2 separate regions of the Mus musculus genome follow, and region 1 is linked to region 2. The links are chromatin loops, found by intact Hi-C in ENCODE. Cell type or tissue: heart. All regions are shown on one strand. Region 1 overlaps Crocc (ciliary rootlet coiled-coil, rootletin). Region 2 overlaps Padi3 (peptidyl arginine deiminase, type III).

Region 1 (2,500 bases), 240 kb after region 2:
CATGATCTACAGATCTAACTGATGCTTCAACTTCCCCCCTGGAGGTGAAGACTTCCTTGAGTCTCAGTTACAGATGAGAAAGCTGTAGCTCAGGGGGAATGTGATTTGCCCAGGGCGACAAAGCAGGAGATAATCAAGTCTGACCTGCTCCATTACCTTACAGAAAACCAAGAATTAACAATTTGGAAGGATCAGCAAGTGCCTATGGGCACAGCCCAGTCAGAGGCATCCAGCCTGAGGCAAGCGGAGGCAGGAGACCGGAAGACAGCATGCCCTGTGCCACCTGTCACTGTCACTGTGCTAGGCCTCCAACTCTCCTGCCCTGCAGTGAGAGCTGAGACCCCGGAAGAACCTGGCTGCTTCCTGCACTCCTAGCTGCTGGGTGGGGGTGCGCTGGGCAGAGGGGGAGAGCCCCAGAGCTGTCCCACTACTCCCCACCCCCCTCCCCAGCTCACAGACCTGCTGCTTTTCGCTCTCTGCCAGCAGCAGGCCCTCGTCCCGCTCCTGCTGCAGCGCGGCAATCTCCTTGCTCAGCTCCTCCTTCTCGGCCTCCATCCGTGCCAGCAGCTCCTCTCGCTCCTGCTGCAGCTGGCCCTGCAGCTGGGCCCGCTCTGCCTGAAGCTCCCGCCATGCAGCCTCCTGAGGGCCAGAGCAGGGCTATGTGACACACTAGGAGGGGCCCACAAGGTTCCTTGCAGACGTCGGGTCAGAAGAAGGCACAAACACCCCAGAGCTAAGAGCCGTGCCACCAGGTCACTGCAGGGCAGGGCACTGGAAGCTGTGCTGAGGTCACCTCAGGTCTGTGAAGACAACAGGGAACCCCAGTGGCCTGGGATGAGAACAGGAATGCCCCTGGGGAGGATGGTCAGCAGCCATCCAGGGAGGGGGAGAACTAGGCCAGCAGTGTAGCCTGGAGGCTGGGACACGGTGACAGTGGGCCAAAGCCACAGGCACAGGCACTGGTCTGACCAGGTGAGCTGTGGCACTGAGGGCTAAGGGGACAATGGGGACCCCCAAGCCCAGGTGATAGACAACCCGAATGTTATTTTTTAAACTTTTAGGTTTATTCATGTGTGTGAATATTTGTCTGCAAGTATGTCTATGCACCATGTGCACGCCTGATGCTTCTGGCGGTTAGAAGATGGCATTGGATTCCCTGGAACTAAAGTTACAGATGGTTGTGAGCCATCGTGTGGATGCTGGAAACCAAAACCAGGTCCTCTAGAAGAGCAGCAAGTGCTCTTAGCTGCTGGGCCATCTCTCCAACTCTGTTCAGACAGCTAGAGGGTTGTGTAGAGGAAATAAGGCTGGATGCAAAAAACCTCTGGGACTCAGACTGTCAGAGAAGCTGAAGAGAATACAGGCTTGTGGGCACTGACAAGGCCAGGAAAGGTGGTGCCAGGGGCCACAGCGCATGGCTCACTGGGAACATGATACAGCCATGGCAAGGACAGCTTTCTCAGGGTGAGGGCACTGCCTGTCTCTGGTGGTGGGTGAGGCCCTTCTTCAGGCGCTGCCCTGCCACCTACTGGCCATATGTGGTAATTTCCACCCAAATCCGTGGAGGTGGGGGACAAGGGAGGCATCTTTTTCACCACTCTATGAGTCCTGCACGGGGACCATAGCTGTTGGAGGCCGCCCTGCCCAGGCTGTTTTTGAAGCCCTGTCCTGGGAAACACTCCGTGCTGGGGATTCTCAAGTAACAGGAACTGCCAGGAAATTTACTAAGCACTTGGTGGCTGCGCTAACCCCTTCACAGGACCCCATAGCAATCTATCCGTTTCTATGGAAGGAAAAATGAAGGCACAAAAACCTTATATGGCATCAGTGGAGTGAGACCAAGGTCAGACTCAAACTCAGGAAATACAAGCTGACTCAAGTGTGCAAGTGACTTCCCTGGCACGCCCTGCCCTGTCAGTCCTGAACCTTATTGATGAAGTAGAAGCTTTCTACTGGACACTTGTTTGTTTTGAAACAAGGCCTCTCGTCATGTAGCCCTGGCTATTCTGGAACTATGTAGACCAGACTGGTCTCGAACTCTAAGATCTGCCTGCCTCTGCTTTCTGGGTGCTAGGATTAAAGGTGTACGCCACCACACCCTGCTTTCTGCTGTATGCTACACCGGCCTTGCTCCAATGACTGTGGGTCTCCATCAGGTTTAGACCTGGTTTGGGGCCTGGAGCTCTATGTATCTGATAAGGACAACCACCCTCACCCCTTATCTTCTCAGCTACCCCCAGCTATATATCCTCATATCTTCTATGGCAGGCATCTGTTTCACAGATATGGAAACTGAGGCAGGGCAAGACAGAGGAGAGCACAGAGACAGGGAGACTCAGAGCCCTGCCCACTCCTCCCCAGGACCAAACCTTCTCATGCTGCAGTCTCTGGAGATCCTCCTCATGGGCTGCCCGCTGCTCCCGCAGAGAGGCCTGTGCCTCCCGCTCGGCTTGCACTAGCTTCTGGGTCATCAGCTCCTTGTCCAAGGCTGCCTTCTCTT
Region 2 (2,500 bases):
TCAAATCTGTCCCTCCTTCCGTGAGCAGCCACAGTTGTCAGCCTGGGCACCCTGGGACCCTGATTCTCATCACCGCCACTCCTGGTCACCACAATTCCACACATGATGGCAGTCAAATGTCTCCCCCCACCCAGAAGTGAGACTCAGAGTCTAACTGAAGAAGCCCAGGTGTTGAGGTTATGTCTCTTGCTATGAACTGTAATGCTAAATTTTGTACCTTAAGGTCTATCTAGGCCTACGAGTGGTTTCTCATACTTACCAGCTTTTGTTGTGCAAACCTTGTTCCTTAATTTAAAACCACTGGTTAAATACAAATGGCTACAGCCAATCACTGGAGGTAGGAGGGTTTTGGAGTTACCTGGGTGGCCGTGGAGAGCAGGGGGGAAGAGAAGACGCCATGGGATAAGGGATTGTGAGACCTGGCCATGAGGGCTGGCCACTGGGGTAAGGGCAGCCCAGGCAGAACATGGCTGGTTATATCTCGGCGTAATTGACATAAGAGCACAGAACGGGAAGTAGACATAATAGCTTAGAGGGTAGATCTGTGCCCAGCTCTAGTGCTAAGGCTTATTATAAATAAAGTTTTGTGTCCTTTATCTGGGAACAGAAATCTCTAAGGTGGACTAGAGATCGCCTATCCATATTGAACATTTACCACAACACCCAGGTGCCGGGCGGGGAGCTCACCAAGTCGGGGAAGAACGCTACTGCCTTCCTCTTCTCCGTCTTGAAGAGCTGCGGGATGTCGATGATGTCACCCTCCGCCAGGCCCAGCTCCCGCTTCAGTACCTCGCGGTTCCAGTCGATACAGCTCTGGTAGGGAGGACAAGGGACCGCGCTGGAGAGAACCTACTGGTGTGGCTGAGGCAGGTGCTCACTCCTGCCTAGATCCCACCCTCCATGTCCCGCTCTTACTAGCTAACACTGAGTTAACCCTAGATCATACCATCCTAGACCCAACTTTCGAGAAAGCATTCCATACATGGTTGAAGAGTCACCTGTCCAATAATGTGTGTGCAGTACCCATGCAGGCCAGAAGAGGGCAGCGGATCCCCAGGCCAAAGGTAAAGTCATTTTGACTTCTCCATGTCCTTCAGTTCTATGATCACCCTACATTAGGCCATCCAGGCTGCAAGCCTTGCTGTTTTCTCTGGATCTCCTTCCTCTTCCCTCCACACTCAACAGTGCTATCCCAGTCTGGCCCCACCTGCTCCCTTCTCGCCATCTCCCCCACCTCCCCTTGAAGGCTGGCCTCTGGCCTGGTGGGATGCAGTGTCTTTGCCCACTGATCTGCCTCCCGTTTCCTCTTCTCTTGTGTCTCCACAGTCCCAATTGCAGGGGCACAACAGACCCCATCCTGATGCTCCCAGCCCTGGCTACCTCTATTCCTTAGATGCCCAGGCTAACCCACCCTTAATTCTCCCAGGTTAAAGGAGGGTCTGGGCCTGTTTCAATCTGACTGACCTTTTGTGAACTGCTGGTCCCAGATGTCTGCCCTTGGCCCTGACTCCAGCTCCATCCACATCTCCCACCCACAACCCCCGCACCCCCTGGCCTTTGTACCTGTGCAAACTTATTAAAGTTGATAAGGCTCTGGTTGTTAAGAATCTGATTGATGGAGACGGTCTGGACCCGCCTGTCGCCTGTGAAAGACACAGAGAGGCCTGGGGAGGGGGCGGGGGCGAGCACAAGGCGGCTCGAGGGCCTCTCGCTCTGGGCACCAAAAGGCAAGTTTGTAGCTGCTGGCTTGGTTGAGTCAGTGACCCCTAGGTTGTCCTGGGGAGGGGGCGGGCAGCATCTGTGGGAGCTTAGCCTGACCAATGGGCACATCTGGAGGAAGAAGAGAGGCTGGAGGGGCCTAGTTGTGGGGTGCAATGAACTCCAGTGGTTTAGAGTTCACTGGAGGTGGTAATCACTAATTGGGGTTAGCAGCTGTCCAGGAGAACCTGGTAGGATTCCTCTTTCCTCAGCTCCGGGGTGTGTGGGAGGGATGTGGGGGAGTTGGGTCTGTTGATGGCGCTCATCCAGGGCTAGGGTTTATGGGTTCACTAGGCAGTGAACCAACCAGTCCCAGCCTACAGGCTTTGGCTTGCTTTTTTGGAGACTTCAGGCCTGGCTCTCCTGTCTGCCCAGCGGAGGCCATAGAGACAGGGCTGGCTAGAGAGGGGCTATAGGAGCCAAAGGTGTCCAGTCCTCCCAGCTGCCAGCAAACCAAACCCTGATCATGAGGCCGAAAGACAGCGCCATGGTTCTCCTGAGTCTGCGGAACTCTGCGAGGGATGCCTTGTTACCACCCTCTGACTGACAACGGGGCCCCAGAGCGGTCAGGTGACTTACACAGCTTACCCAAGGTCACACAGCTGTGGCTCTCAGCCATCCTATTGCTGCAACCCTTTAATACCCTTCCTCATGTCCCGGTGACCCCCCCCAACCATAAAATTACCTCATTGCTACTTCATAACCGTAATTTTGGTATGTAACAAATTGTTACCTATGAATT

Evidence for each region. Hi-C counts contacts between places; a loop is a spot of excess contacts. Peaks named below come from ENCODE experiments on the same cell type or tissue, not always from the same donor. Only the 100,000 strongest peaks of a DNase experiment are listed, where the experiment ranks them.
Region 1: it touches region 2 in a loop (4-fold over the local background); 6 of 42 quality-filtered maps call a loop at or near these places.

What each region holds. Positions count from the first base shown.
Region 1 is chr4:141,030,433-141,032,932 of GRCm38, forward strand. It overlaps Crocc (ciliary rootlet coiled-coil, rootletin), which reads right to left. Exons shown (of 37, transcript NM_172122.2): 20 at 2,370-2,500; 21 at 460-639. Among named protein-coding and RNA genes, the nearest start is that of Mfap2, 21 kb to the left of the region's middle. In heart, a CTCF peak has its summit at 1,535 (motif pointing left); a DNase peak (open chromatin) is centred at 1,519.
Region 2 is chr4:140,788,150-140,790,649 of GRCm38, forward strand. Padi3 (peptidyl arginine deiminase, type III) reads right to left here. Exons shown (of 16, transcript NM_011060.4): 14 at 1,564-1,643; 15 at 688-813. Gm52482 (a long non-coding RNA gene) reads left to right here. Exons shown (of 3, transcript XR_003955158.1): 1 at 1-444; 2 at 668-1,064; 3 at 1,427-1,562. Among named protein-coding and RNA genes, the nearest start is that of Gm52482, 1.6 kb to the left of the region's middle. In heart, a CTCF peak has its summit at 1,035 (motif pointing right); a DNase peak (open chromatin) is centred at 962; H3K27ac peaks cover 1,299 bases.